Regions from separate parts of the Mus musculus genome. Here region 2 is linked to region 1. A link is a loop called in an ENCODE intact Hi-C map of the cell type or tissue named here. Cell type or tissue: heart. All regions are shown on one strand.

Region 1 (8,000 bases):
GAGACAGCTATAACAGGCTTCTGTCAGTAAGCACTTGTTGGCAAGTTGATCGCTTTTTAAGGGTTTATAGTTAATTTGTTTTAAAATTTAAGATCCATGTGATCAAAACCACAGATTTAATTCCAGCTGTGATTTTGTAGTAAATTTAAATCACATGATATACAAGGAGACACAGTTATTGCAAGTGTCCATGTTTGAGACATGATGTGTGTATCTGTCTTCTCTCCTTTCTGTCTGTCCATCCCAGGGATCAAACCAAGGTTGTCAGGCTTGGTGGCAAAAGCCTCTGTCTAATGAACCATTTTGACAGACTGCCTCGCATATCTCGACTCTTGAACAGTGTTCACGTTTCAAAATGATGTCTTTCAAACTGTAGGGTGGGATGGGGTTTGAGTGTCTTCCTGTGCAGCTCAGACTGGCTGTCCACTCTAAATAATCCTCCTGCCTCTGCCTTAGCCTTCCAAATGCTGGGATTACAGATTTATGCCATTGTGCTTGCTTTATTCAAATGGCTTATCTACCACTCTGCTTCCATTATCTGCCTCTCTTCATATGTCTCTTCTGACCTAACAGTCTATGAGCATTCTCTCAGGCTCCATTTACCTCTTCCTTAATTCTACTTGAAACTCTTCCCTTTTCTGTCTCTGCCTTTGGAAGTCCTGCCTGTCTGTGAGGCCAGGTTCACTTGCCATTTTCTAAGAACCTAGATTCCTCAATGATAAAAAAGTTTTTTCTTAGTGCTAGTAGACAATTTTTTTATTTTTCTTCTGCCCATATTTATACTAGATAATAAACAACTTAAAGGCCTTGTTTCTTTTCATTTTTGGTTTTCCTATAATGCTATATAGAAGTTAGCACTTGAGAGTAATGATTGTTCTATAATTTTATGACTGAAACTATGAATAGAGCAGAAAATGAGTTTTTCTAAGTAGAAATAAAATACAAGGTTAAATAGTTCTTATGAGCACACTGATGTTTGGGTGCTGAGAATTCTAATATAGTGCCCGAATTGAATTAATTATCCAATTCTTATTACTTAGTATAATTTTTAAATTGAGTTTTTAGCAAACTTTCAATAAAAAAAAAATGACTTGATTTGAAGATCCCAAACATAATTTTTAGCAGCTTTATTCTTGTGTCATAAAAGATGCTCATCTAAAGTGTACAGTTCCATGGTTTTGAATATAGTCACAGAGTCATGGCCATCACAGGTCACAATTAGTTTTAGAATAGTTTTGTCATCCCCAAGTGCATCAGTACCCAGGGCAGGAGCTCCCCACTTTCAGCTCACTCCCCATCTTAGATGATAGCTACGTCTCTGAAGTCATCCCTCTTTGAGTACTGTGTGTAAATCATTTAACGGAGAGTTTTTTGATTTCGATGTCTTTAACTTAGCATGTTTTCATGGCCCACCATGTTTCAGCATGTGTTAGCACAGTACTTTATTTTTTAGTGTTTTATTGGATGAATGTACTAGTTTGTTTATTCAGTTATCAATTACAGATGTGGGTTGTCTTTACTTTCTAGATGTTGTAAATAATGCTACCTTTTTATCCATGTTGATGTTTTTGGTCTCTTATATAACAAATGGATTCTGTAGAAACTGTTTAGCTTTGAGGAACCACCAAACAGATGGGCTGTGGCGAGACTGGTTTATATTGCTAACAAGGAGGGTGCCAGGGTTTTCTCTATCCAGTCCTTGTCTTCATGTTGAGAGCCATTTTAGTAGGTGTGCAGAGGTATCACGCTGGTTTGGTTTGCATCTCCTTCATTCTCGAGGCTGCCACACGTCTGTGATGTGTCTGTATGGCTTCTTTAGAGAGAGGTTTGTCTGGATCCTTTGCCCATTTTTAGACCGTGTGTCGCCTGTGTTTGCAGAGTTGGATCTCTCCTTTCACTCTTGCCTGGCCTGGGGGTTGAACTCCATCGCCGGGTTTATGCCAGGGGAAAATCCTTTTCCCATTGAGCTGTCACTGGCCTGCATCATTTTATTTTTGAACTATCAAGCAGTAATACATCTTCAGTAGAATCATGGTTCTGAGTTCTCTTTTCAGTTTCTTGCTAGTATCCAAGAATCACAGAACTCTTTCATTTCAGCGTACTTTGACTTATCTGTTTTTTCTTTTGTTTACAGTTTTGCTGTCAAACAAACAAATATTGTCTTGACAAAGGTCATCAGAATTTATGCCTGTATTTTCTTCTAAATTTTTGAAATTTTAGCTTTTACATTTATATCTTTGATGCACTTTGAAATTCAGTTGGTGTATTGTGAGCAGTGTGCGTCTCTGCAACTTAGTTCATGGTTGTTTCTATTTGAGCTTTATTATCTGTTAATATCAATGATAGCCAACTATGTATACAGGTTTTAATTAGAATACCACTCAGCATATCTTGAATGATTAAAATCTATGCATGATAGAAAATTATTAGATTGCTTTATCAGATTCTTAGGTTTTTAATTTTTTTCCTGTAATTAATTTGCTATGTTTATGGCTCTGATTAAGCATTGAATCCCTGAAGTTTTTCACTAAGTAACTGTGGATGTAAGCATAGGTTCAGTCATAATAACTGGCTTTCGGTGTTGACTCTAGCCAGGCTGAGCTGGTGCTCCTTCTGTAGCCAGGCTGGCCTTGAACTCTCAAGTGCAGATATATAGGTGTGAGCCACCACAACTGGCTTTCTTTCTCTCTTTTGACTTGATATTTTACTTCCATCTTTGCAAGACAAAAAGTATCTTTAGGATGATTCTGTGGAGCTTGCCACAGAGAGGCTGCAAGCCTTGTTTGCACAGTGGGAAGTTACAAAGAGCAGGGTTGGAGCGTTGTCTGGTGTGGGTTACCTGCACTGTCAGCCCTGCTTCAGCCAAGGTGCTGAAATCTTCTAGTAGGTTCGTGGGCAGACTGATGGACACCATAGACATTTTCTTACTAAAGTAAACTTTCTCAGACGTTTGTTAAAATATTTATCTCTTTGTAATTGCTGTATTTTGTCAGGTTGCAATGAATGTGTATGAGCTGTCCTCGGCTGCTGGGTTACCATGTGAGATTGATCCTGCCTTAGTCGTAGCTCTTTCCTCACAAAAATCAGGTAAAATGCATTCAAATATGGAGCTTTCTTATTAAAATTATAGGGCAGTCTAGGTATACACGTAGTATTTGTTTTTTAAAATGTCTTATGTTAAGCTTTATTCACCCATTTATTCATTTATAATTGGAATACATCAGGATTCAAAAGACAAAATGCTTTGCTTTGGAGTTTTTGCTATAGCTTAGTCATTACATCCTGTCCAAGCCATACTACCAGATGAAGCTGTTAAAGTCATTTGGTGTAGATAGATAGGGCGGTGCAAAGAAACAGTGCCCTTTCAGCTGTAGTGAGTTCAGGGAGAAGAGGAAGAAATGCATAATACAGACTAAGATGGAAGGACCAATGTAATCAGAGAAAAAACAAGCACTTGGGAAAAAGCTCCTAAGACAGTGAAAGCGAATCGCGAACTGTGCACTGTTAGAGAGCTGTGGTGCTGAGATCGGTGTCTCTGAAGTCAGTGAGTGTGAGAGAAGGGACTGGACACACTTGATATGGAACAGCTCTGCTGGGATGAAGACATAGTGCTTGTGTTGGGAAGCATGGGTAGGCCCTACACACTACACTGTAGCTATATATACCCCAGCTTGTGGAAAGGACTTTGTGAGTTGGAGATAGAAGAAGAGAACATTTGTATGCTGGTGGAAGGCAGCCCTTATGGTAGCCAGAGAGCTGGGACTAGAAAATGGTGTCCTGTTTTAATTAGAATAGATGTTCACCATAAAAAGTTGCTACATTATATAATACTGACCATTTAGAAATTTTAAAACCAGTTCTTTGAAACATAGTATCAACTATGTTCCAAATCTTGGTTTCTCTACAGTGTGAATAAGGTGGGGTGGTTTTTTTTGTTATTGTTGATGATGTTTTTTGTTTGATTGGTTTGGTTTTGGTATTGAAATGCCTTCTCCACCCTTTTGATTTTAATTTCTTTTTAAATTTTTCACTTACTTAATGTATATGAATAATTTGCCTGCACTTATGTGCACTGTGTGCATGCCTGGTACCCAAGGAGTGAAGACGAGGGCATCAGCCTCAGAGCGGGAATTACAGACCATTGGGAGCCATCATGTGGGTGCTGAGAACTGAACTCGGGTCCTCTGCAAGAGCAGCAAGTGCTCTTAGCCACTAAGCCCCTTTTCTACTCTTTTAAGCCAACTTGCAGTCATTGAGTTTATTAGTTTTCTTTTTAATTACACTGTTTTTCCTAATTCAAATAATATATAAATTATTGCTTATAGGTATTTTTATGATCAACCAAAGTTTTAAAAATATACTGTGTTTTTGTTTTCTTGTGATCAATCCATAGTTTCATATAATTGCCAACTGCTGGGTAACTAGAAGTTCTCAGATGTCAGATAAGAAGCCAAGTGCTAGACAGAGCTATTTAAATACGCTAGGTATTTTATTAAAGGTTATTGTTCTTATAGCTACTGAGTATGTTAGATACTTTCATTCATAACTGCTTCCTTCTGTCTTCTAGAATGGAGAAATAAGTAACGCAGTCCCCTTTTCAATACTGGTAACCTTTAAGCAGTGTATTTATATATTCTTAGCTAGCCTAGGGAAAGAAAGGAATTGTTTTTCTTTTAGTGAATTTTCAGATAATAAGATAAGAAATTTATAAATAGTAATATGTATGGTATTCTCATAATTATTCATCAGTTTTCAATTAGGAAATTTAAGTAGTTTATTACCTTTATTTTTTAGGTTAGATTATTAACTTTCAAATAATCTGGAGGAAAGCTTGATTTTCACTCCTTGATTTCTTCTGCAGAGAACATTAGTCCAGAGGAAGAATACAAGATCGCTTGTCTCCTGATGGTCTTTGTAGCAGTTTCCTTGCCTACACTGGCCAGCAATGTAATGTCACAGTACAGCCCTGCAATAGAAGGTACTTGGTTTACAATTGTAACAATGAAAGAACATTGGCTTTAGTGTTACATGTATTTTTCTCTCTGGGTAATGTTCTTTTCTGATAAAATAGTGCTCAAATTCTGCCAAACAGTAGCTTTGGAGTGGGCATCCTAATTTTCTGAACTGTGAAATGTTGTGTAGTTCAGCTGAGAGGTGCAGCAGAGGGTAGTGTGTGTGTTCAGACAGTGGGGTATTTTAGGGCCTGAGAAGGCGTGCCTTAAAATAACTTAGCCCTTATCATTTACAGTTCCAAGGGGTAGGACGAAGCATCATGTCTTTCTAGAGTGTTTGCCTACTAATGAAGTACTGACGTGGTCATTAGTTGCATCCTTGCTGGGATATTTAAAAACATGCATGCTCATAAAATAAAAAGAGTAAGTCACTGTGGACCCTAATTCTTAGTCAGTCATGCTGCCATTCGCGTGGTCTGAGGAGTCACTAAAGCATGCTGTCTGTGTGTTACAATAATATTTTGTGGTCATGCAGACTACACAGCCCTGTTTGTTCTCTCCCAGGACACTGCAACAATATACATTGTTTGGCCAAAGCCATCAACCAGATTGCTGCAGCTTTGTTTACAATTCACAAAGGAAGTATTGAAGACCGACTTAAGGAATTCCTGGCGGTATGTCTAATCAAATAGCTTGACATTTTACAAAGAAAACAAAAAGTTATGCCTATGTTATACAACAGTAAATTCCCATCATTTTTACATCTTATTTAGTGTTCTCCAAAGACATTTTTGTTCTCAGTTTATTAAGTATTAAATCTTGTTTCTTTTTTAATGTTTTGGTTTTAGAAAGATAGATTGCATCAAGGTTATCATTGTTTTCCCTCTAGCTTGGGGTCTTTCCTTCCAGAGCTCTGCTATGTGGCCTGTTTGCTGAAAATAATGTTTGAGAGGTGCAGCAGAGGGTAGTGTGTGTGTTCAGACAGTGGGGTATTTTAGGGTCTGAGAAGGCGTGCCTTAAAATAACTTAGCCCTTATCATTTACAGTTCCAAGGGGTAGGACGATTGTAGAGATTGTCTTCACATTCAAAAGATGTTTTTTTCTTCAAAGAAAGTGGAAGCCTAGAGAGCTAATGTGTTCTTTAAAAGATGCAATTTCGAAAAAACAAAACAAAACAAAAGGCCAGGCAGTGATGGCACACGCCTTTAATCCCAGCTTTTGGGAGGCAGAGAGGCAGGCAAATTTCTTAGTTCAAGGCCAGCCTGGTCTACAGAATGAGTTCCAGGACAACCAGGTCTACACAGAGAAACCCTATCTCGAAAAACCAAAATAAATAAATAAAATAAAATAAAATAAAATAAAATAAAATAAAATAAAATAAAAAAGGATTATTTGCCTCTCAGTTCCCAGACCTACAATGTACAGCTCATAACCACTTGTAACTCCTGTCCCAGGAACTGGCCAGCATGGGTACTACACACACACACACACACACATACACACACCACACACATTTATTCAGGTACTCACACGAAAAATAAAAATAAATATCTAAAACAGTAGCAGAAGGTATGTTTCCTTATTCCTACTTATTTGAAGAAATACTATTAATAGGTACAAAGTCAGCAATAAAAGTATGACTCACAGGGCTATGGCAGTTACGGATACTTACTGCTCTTCCAAAGGTTCAGCTCCTAGCACCCACATTAGACATCTCACTACCTCACTACAGTTCACTACAGTTCTTGGGATTTGATGCCCACTTGTACACAGTCATGAAGGCATATACATATGCACATAAACAAACAAACAAACCATAAAATTACATGTGGCTTGCTACCAAAAGAGAGTAATGTTAAATCTGTCACCAGACATGGTTTAGTGCAGTATTTTTCTTTACCAATGCTTCTTTTTCATAATTGCTTAAAGAACAGATAATTTAAGCAAAATGAACCCTAGAATATTTAGTTTTTTTCTTTGTTGAAAATCTTGTTGGTTTTTATATATATACACACACACACACACACATATATATGTACACATATATAAATACATATATGCAAATACAACAGTTATTTAAGAAGGAACTCAAGTTTGAAAACATTATTATAATTCTGTTGTTTTCCTTTTATTTACTTTACTTGGGGAGTTAATGTCCTTAAAATTACTATGAATACAAACCCAGATTGAAATTGCCTTATTTAGGATCTAAAAAGTACACAGTGTGTTCACCTCTCATGTATAGATTATGCTTTCTGAGTTCCCCACGCCAAGAGGGTACTTGAAGCCAGGAATAGTACTGAACTGTATGCATCCATGCACACACAGGAAAGTATTAGAGTACAATACATTATTAATGGAAATAATAGAAAGGTTTCACCAGTTTGCATGCCATAATAACAGTTAGGAGAGTGAAGTCCCTCGAAATGCTTTGTTGTCTTATGTCCACCCTTCTTGTGACCCTGAGATGACACTGGTGTGTGTGAGGTAAATGGAGGTGACGATGTAGACATTGGTGGACGTTGGAGGTGGGCTTTAGACAGTGCTTCAAGGGGAGGATCCTCTGCTTTGGGTGATAATGATCATTACCGGGAGAATATCTTGACTTGCTGCCAAGAGAGAGTAGTGTTAAGTGTGCCCATCAGACATGGCTGCGAGGAGTTCTTGGACATTAGTAGCAAATAACGGCGATGGCTGGGAATTCTCAACAGCCTTTAAAAGAGACCTTGGAAGGATATTGTAATTAGTTCTTACTGAATATGAAAGCAGTGGTGCAGAGGTTATAATCTTTCAGGGACCATGTGGCTGACCTCAGTGCTGTTTTCCACACAGAGACCTTACTCCTTTAATCTCCACCTTTAGAACCTATGCAGCGTAGAACACTTTGGCATACTTCAGTAACATGTGCTTGGTGCTTCTGCTCTCACTTCCTCTACTTTGTATTGTCTTCTACAGCCCTTGTGAGCTTTGTGTACTGCAGCATGGTCTTCACCAAGTAGTTCAGCAGGTCCTGTCCCACCAACTTGTCTTGTTGTTTTTAAGCGGTTT
Region 2 (8,000 bases), 160 kb after region 1:
GGAAACTTTGCTTTCCAAAATATGTTCAGGTTCTAGAATATTTACTACTAGTAATTCAGTATTTTATTTACACTAAACAACATTTAAATAACTATTAACCATATCACTATTATAAATAACATTACCATATATACACATATAAATGTATATGTATATATGTATATTAATATATATATTTAAAATGTTTTGGAGACGGGACTCCTACCTAGCAGAGATCTGCCTGTCTCTACCTCCAAGCGCTGAGATTACAGATGTGCACCACCAAACCCAGCTTGTGTATGTCACATATTAAAAATAGAAAATCTGCAATGAAGTCCAGGGTATACGCAGAGCTATACAACCACTTTCCAAACATTTCCTGTACTTCAGAGCCAGATTCCTTCACACTCTCAAGTAGTCATTGCAATTTCTACTCTCACCCTGTCTCGGCAGCCATTAACCTGCTTTGTGAACATTTTACATATATAGGACCAAGCTACCCACCCACCAATCCATCCACCCACCCACCCACCCATCCATCCATCCATCCATCCATCCATCCATCCATCCATCCATCCATCCATTCTTTCTTTTTCCTTCAGAGACTGGGTTTCTCAGTGTAATAGCCCTGGCTGTCCTGGAACTTGCTCTATAGACAGACCAGGGTGTATCAGATCTATACATCTCCCAACTCTCAGACACCCCCCTGCCTTCACATTCCAAGTGCTGGGGTTATAGGCGCGCGCCACCACTACCTGGTTTACTAATCATTTTTTTTCTTCAAAAATTTACCATGAAGTATGGATGCATTCTTCATTTTTTACCTTAAAGACTCTACAGGCAGCATCAATGTGCCACATTTTGCTTATCCACTTCGTTGGAGGCTGGCTGTCTTTCCCTATTTTGCTGTATGAGTGATGTTGTTATATACACTGGAGTCCCAGTTTTTTTTTTTTTTTAAATGAAAGAAACTTGATAATTTTTGTTAACTGGTGAGCATACAAATTTCCAAGCATTTCATCATCTAGAGTCTATAATGTCGGCTGTTATAGTTCTCCAAAATGAGTATGTCTTTGAATATTCATTTCTGAGTGGCATGCACACCATGAACACATCTTGGCAATCTGCCTGTCACTTGAAGGCTTAGTCTTACCTTATTTCTTTTTACTTGGCTTTGGAGCGTTTCCAATTTTCCATAAATTAAGGCAGCAATAGTTTTTGCATCTCTGGAATTTATTTGCTCTTCCCAAATACTTTTCTAAAATTAAAAACACTCATGTTATCTTTTAAGTACATAAATCAAAACATGACATTTCCACACAAGAAGCTTGCTTCCTTATACCTTAGTTTTTTGTTCTAATGCTGTTTAACTTTCCTGTTTCTTCAAGAGCATAATGCTACAAAAGTAGTTAACCCACACTAGAAAGAATACTACTTGCAGCATTAGCAGAGCACAAAGTGATTTCTAGGAAAACACATCACTGACTTCAAAGACTCTTATGTGGTGTGGTGGTGGTGGAGGGCATGTGTATGACAGAGTGACCCAGCAGCAGCTTGGCAGTAGAGCATTGCCCTTGTGTGTTTAGCCTTCAGTACTACAAAGTAAAAACCATGAAGACGAGTAAGCCATCAGCTCACATCCCAGTTTTTATTTCTTATAAAGTATCTTAAGACAAAATGTGTCTTCATTTATCTTTAAAGGACCAATAATCTTGCTGAAATATCATAGTTCTGTTCAAAAGCATAGTAATATACCTGGGAAGACTGGACAGTCTTAGGTGCTTTCTGTTAACAACTATATCAGCTGAAAGATGCAACTTTTCAAACCAGACTCTGATTTGTTGAGACCTTCCTTGGTAGAGCTCTGGTTTCTTTCACTGAAAACCCAACCCACCCAGGCACTGTGGAGCATGAAACCCTAACACTCAGAGGCAGATGGATCTATCTGAGAGGCCAATGCTAGCTGGCTCTACAAAGCAAGTTACATAACACAAACCAAAATCAAACCTAACCAACAAAGAAAAAAAAGCATATTGGTAGTAGTGCCTCCAAACAATTATAACCAAAGCAAAAGACTCCACTTGTTATCTAAGCTTTTAGTAAGCATCCCTCAAAAAATGCTGTTACTAAGTGTATTTCAAAGGTATTTACAAACTAATTTCTTAAGAAGAAAATATTTAAAAAACAATTACTATATTAAAAAGTAGAAAATATAAAACTGCATAGAAAATAATAACTTTGAATTGTATAACCCAGATATAACATATATTTGGTTGTATTTTTTTGTATTCATGGAGCACAAAGTCTATAAGGCAACTGAAACCACACAGACCAGAAAATCTTTTAGAATACCTTGGTACACCAGAAAAGAAGATGTCTCAGTAAAAAATATTTTTAAAAGATGAAGGGAGAAACTGGAAAGTAGAGAAACTCTTCCTCCCATATAATGCTCTAGGCTTGGCCTGCTGAAGGAAGGCGGAGTCAGAGCCTGCACACACCTTTGCTCTCTCGTACTGGTACAGTTTGACACTGGGGTAGGCTTTGATGCCGGCTTTCTGGCACGTCTGGGGGTAAGCCTGACAGTCCACTTTCCCGGCTCTCACTTTTCCTTTGATCATCTGAAAAACAAAACAAAATGAATTAACAGATCTTGCCACTTTCCAACATATTTCAAATATTTATATATTTATATAAAGTTTTTTTACTTTTAAAACTCGAGTTTTAATTCTTTGTATTCACACCAGATTGTTTCTACTTTTTTCCAAGCCCTTTAAGCTTCCACTGGCTGCCATTTGTCTAACATAAACAGCCACTTCTTCACGGGTACCTGGAGACTGTAACTCTGACCTCCCTAACTGTCCACTCACCGCACTTTGCCCACCACAGCCAAACATCTGTCTTTAATCCTAAGTGACATTCTTAATTGGGTGAACGGCTGAGCACACCACTTAGATTGTCTAGGTCAGAGATTCAGTCTTCCTAGAGCAGGGCGAGCCTTGCTCTTTTCGTGCCTTTGCAGATGGTCACAAAGGGGCTTCTCTGCAGAGCAGTGTTTCCTGTCATCGGCAGCATGCAGCCTGTCTCTGCTATATGGGTGTTCACCCTCCCTCATCGTCTATGAATGCGGTATTCTTTCCACTGATATATGTCAGCATTCTAACACAAGAACAGCTTTAAAGTCACTAGTGACTTGAGTTTGAGTTAACCAAATAGACAATTACCGGACTTCTTCCTGTGTGCTTTACGCTGCTGTCCACGCCTGCCTCCTGTCTTTCCTGACAGCATTTACAGGCCCTCCAGCCCCATCCTTTCCCAGAACAGGGAGCTCGTTGTTTACCTTCAGGTCACTCCATCCCACTCGTCCCATCTTTGGGTGTTTCCATGGTCACCAGTCTCTTAGTGAGATCTTCTATAACCCCATGCTGAAGAATCTTCCCTTCATTTGGTAATCTACTGACAAAGGGAACTGCCCTTTGTGAGCGCCTCAGGAGCACCTATACATAAAGTATCTGTCTTTTCCCTCTATGGTCCTTCAAGGCAGGAGCTAGCTGTACCCTCAGTTTCCTTTGCTTCGCCTATCTCTCACAAACATAAAGTTCTGCTTGTCCTTGTGGCTGTCGTGTGTCTGCCTTCTTTCTACCATCACTTTCCTCTACTGACTTATGGGAACCTCTCCAGCTCTAGGACAAGGAAAGCGTCTTTGCTTCCTCTGGTTTCTATGGCTACTGAAATAAACAAACAGGGAGACTAACTTAAGTTAGCAATTCAACTACAGGAATAACAATGTGCACATACACAAACACACACTCGGACCCTTGTAATCTGTCACTAAATACTTTTAATACTAGCAATTTCAAGGAAAGGGCAAGCAGTTTGAGGCTGGCCTGGTCTGCACAGGGGATTTCCAGTCAGCCAGGGTTATAAAGAGAAACCTGCCTCAAGAAAGACAGATAATAATTATAGAAACACATTTTTTAAATTGAGAGATATTTTTAAGAACTAAATTAAGAATTAGTTTACAATGTTTTAACCAATTGTTAAAACAAACACACATGTGTGTACAATTTATTTAACTAGACAACAATACTTACCCTAGCCAAGAGTTCAAACTCAGGAGCAAAATTCTGGCAAGGTCCACACCAAGGAGCATAGAAATCAACCACCCAGTGAGTTTTCCCTTGTAGAACTTTTTCATTGAAAGTCTGAGGTGTTAAATCTATGGATGCTTGGGGCAAAAATCTGCAGTAAGAGAATCAAACATTTTTTATTATACAAAAGCAAAGTAAGCATTCTACAGCAATACTGTAAGCATTACTGTAAGCATTACATACAGCAACACTGTAAGCATTCCTAAGTTAGAAATGGTTCAACCCTTGATAAATGCCATCCTTTTCCAAGTATTTTTGATGCCAGAATCCTTACTACATACACGAGAAGATAAAGAGCTGCAAATCAGTGTTAGACATCAACATGCACTTGAATCACTCACCCAAGACCCCAGCTTCTCAGGGAATACGCATCCCTATTCCAGCCATTGTAACTACTGAAAGAGGAAAAAAAAAAAAAATCAAGCTGTAAATAGTATTTCTATTACTGCATATGGTCAAGAAACAGTCTTACTGTAGGAATTAAAATAAAAATAGCTCTTGACTGGTTAATGTCACCTCCTATCTCTTTCCACAAAGTAAATAAGAGTTATATGACTTAAAATATATTTTTCTGTGTCTCTGTTCCTTTCCCCACCCTTAACTACTCAGGACTATACTTGCTTTTTGTGATTTCCCCATAGTAGACTCTTTTAGCTTTTACAGAGAAACCCATGGCTCAATTTTCACTTAATTACAATTGTTTTGTTTCTTTTTAAAACCTGTATAGTGTAGAATGGGTGGATACCAGGACAGTCCTGGGTTCAAATCACTGCCCCCAACCTTAGCAGGTGAGCGGTAAGTCTGATGGGTTAGTTCTTTCTCAGCAGTGGTAGGAGGGTGTGATTCCCACCCCCACTAAGTATAAAGACTGCTATGAACAATGGAGGCAAGGCCAGGCCTGGACTTAGGGCCAACTGAGGACTTAAACACCAGTTCTGTCTCTCACAGCTTCTTGACTGGAACTTCGTAACTAGTTTTACTGTCCAGCTCCCTCGTCTTCTGAGGGAGCCTCCGGTGGTGGCTCCCACTACATATCTGCTGGCCTAACTTACGTGTTAACCGTACAACCAAGTGATTATGATGGAATACTTACTGATACTGATAGGCTTTACTTGACTTTTGGGGATAAAATCTTATCTCGGGGTATCTTTGAACATTTTCTTGAGTACAAAAAGAATGATACTGTTGGCAGTCCACACTGCCTACATTGATCAGTCCAGTTAACGTCTATAAAAGAACAAAGTCAATACATGGGTCAATGACTAAAGCTATCTCTGTAACTCACAACTAAACAAAAGTCCTGCGTAGTGAGCCCTGTCTACATGCACATGCACTGTTTGTATGCACGGCCCTCGGAGGCCAAGAGCACTGGAGCCCCTGGATCTGGAGTTAACGATGATGAAGAGTGCTTGGAACCAAACAGGTTTTCTGCAAGAGCAGCCAATAATCCTAACTGTTGACTCAACTATCTAGCCCGCACCGCAACACAACTTTTATACGTGCTCAACAGCCATTGTAAAATGGGTATTTTTTAATCAGTATCAGAGAAACAATGGGTAAGGATTTAAAATATGCCATTTAGATTAATGAATTTGAATGCCGTAACTTTCTGTTTTTTTTTGTTTTTGTTTTTTCGAGACAGGGTTTCTCTGTATAGCCCTGGCTGTCCTGGAACTCACTTTGTAGACCAGGCTGGCCTTGAACTCAGAAATCCGCCTGCCTCTGCCTCCCAAGTGCTGGGATTAAAGGTGTGCACCACCATGCCCAGCTTGTTTTTGTTTTTGTTTTATTTTTGAATGCCATAACTTTGTAATTAAGAACTTCCCATAGTTAATAACTGGTTTTACTCATTTACTATGTAGGTAAATACATTTTTTCAAAAATTCTATGCTAACCTAGGCTGTGGTGACATAAGTCTTTGACCCCAGCACCTGGGAGGCGGAGGCAGGTGGATTTCTCAGTTCAAGGCTAGCCTGGTCTACAGAATGAGTTCCAGGATAACCAGCCAGGGTTATACAGGGAAACTGTTTCACAAAACAAAAAACAAAATGACAACAACAACAAAAACATCAGCAACCAAAATATAATCAGTATTTTTTAAAGAATCTTTTTTTTCTAATGAAGATACGCTTTGTCTGATTCAGTATTTTAAATTTGCCTTCATTTAGTACCTTACAACACTGCCTGTTTACAGGAAATTTATATATATGTTTTACTGTTTGAAGTTGTTTTCTACTTTGTTTCATTTTTTCTTGTTTGTTTTGGAGAAAGAGTTTGGAGCTTGGTGGCCCAGGAAAATCTTGGACTCCTGATTCTCCTGTCTCAGCATCTGAATACTAGTCTTATCAGGATTCACCACCATACCTGCCTGCAAAGCTATTTTAAAGACCCAATATTATGAGCAAACAGTATCTGTAAACTCTAAAAGTAAAATGATAGAGAAATCTAAACAGAAAATGAAGATGCTCTGAGGGTTAGCACTGGTAGCACTTTGGTCAAAAGGATCTTAGACAGCTCAGTTAGTGGGCAGAGGCAGTGGTAACGATTCAGTGAGGTCTGTGTCAATTGTCTAGTTACAGGTTTATCCCCTGGTTTCACAGTGACTGTGAAGCAAACACTGGCAGTAGGTGTAAGATGTAAGGAAACCATGGTACTGTACCCGGGCCATGCGTTTCCATTCTGGCATCAAGACCTGACAGGGATGACACCATGGAGAATAGAAATCGACCATCCAGACTTCATCATGCTTTCTCTGTTTAACCAGCTCATTGAAAGTGCTGGGTGTAAGAGAGACCACTGAAGGGTTTCTGAGATCCTAAAAAATAAAAAGACTATTATTACACACACCAAGATTTTCATGTATTTCTGGCAAGTTACTGGACCAGTCATTTAGAAAGTTCCTATTTAAAAGAAATCAGAAGACACAGATTTTTTAAAAAGTCTATTATTAAGTTCGGATTCTGTCAATCAGTTTGTTTAAAAGGTATATTTTCTCACTAGTTTTAAAACCACTGTAAGCTGGAAAAAGAGGTATCCTAGAGGAAAGTGTGACCAGATCATATAACCAAGCTCTAGGGGTAATCCAGATGCCTCATAGGCCTCACTGTCTGTCATGATAGCAGGAATACGTTCTTAGAAGTGACCATTTAATGACTAACACAAAGCCTACTACTATTATTTCTGATATTTAAATGGAGATGCTACACACCTTTCTAGAGACTGTATATTCCAAATGCTGTTTTAACAGAGCCTCAGCCTGTATCAAGTGATACTAACACATTAGCTTCACCAGGACAGCAATTAAAACAAAACAACACAACATATTACTTTGGAGGACAGATGAATAACAATTACAATAAGCTACAAGTTTCAATTTCTTCAGAAGTTACTGAAATTATTCTAGTGTCAAGAGTGAAAGAAAACAGGCCCTTCTGTGCTAACAGTGACAGGCTTGGTGCAGGATGCCTGGCCTTGATGCTGTGAATGCATTGAAAGGAAACAGGAAAAGGGTGACAGGCTTCATGGAAATTTCACATATTCAATAGTAGTACCTCCCATGTACAAAACACCAAAGTAAGTAATAAAACAAAGGCTTACATTAAAAGAAAGGTTTTCAGAAAAGAATCTCGTGGCACAAAAAAGAATAAGTCCTAATACAAACAGTCGTCCAAAATACACATATAAATGAAGATTTCTAGCCATAGCCTAGGATTTAAATACCTCTATGAACTCCAAGATCTGTTCCGCAGAGTGATGTCCTTCATACTCATGAATACTGGACTGATTGAATACCACTGTCGTTGGATAAGCTTGGATGTTATACTGTGAAGAAGAAATTCACATAATTTACCTATTAGTTTCAATTTTGTAACA

The links. Peaks named below come from ENCODE experiments on the same cell type or tissue, not always from the same donor. Only the 100,000 strongest peaks of a DNase experiment are listed, where the experiment ranks them.
Region 2: a loop joins it to region 1, with 2.4 times the contacts of the local background. A loop is called at or near these places in 12 of 42 quality-filtered maps.

Annotation. Positions count from the first base shown.
Region 1 is chr2:80,503,799-80,511,798 of GRCm38, reverse strand. It overlaps Nckap1 (NCK-associated protein 1), which reads left to right. Exons shown (of 31, transcript NM_016965.3): 27 at 2,994-3,087; 28 at 4,862-4,978; 29 at 5,517-5,626. Among named protein-coding and RNA genes, the nearest start is that of Gm24461, 51 kb to the left of the region's middle. In heart, no CTCF peak of the experiment used is centred here; no DNase peak of the experiment used is centred here; H3K27ac peaks cover 1,446 bases.
Region 2 is chr2:80,343,866-80,351,865 of GRCm38, reverse strand. It overlaps Dnajc10 (DnaJ heat shock protein family (Hsp40) member C10), which reads right to left. Exons shown (of 23, transcript NM_024181.2): 16 at 7,848-7,949; 17 at 6,787-6,942; 18 at 5,221-5,354; 19 at 4,469-4,522; 20 at 4,071-4,218; 21 at 2,478-2,597; 22 at 1,133-1,237. Among named protein-coding and RNA genes, the nearest start is that of Dnajc10, 32 kb to the right of the region's middle. In heart, no CTCF peak of the experiment used is centred here; no DNase peak of the experiment used is centred here.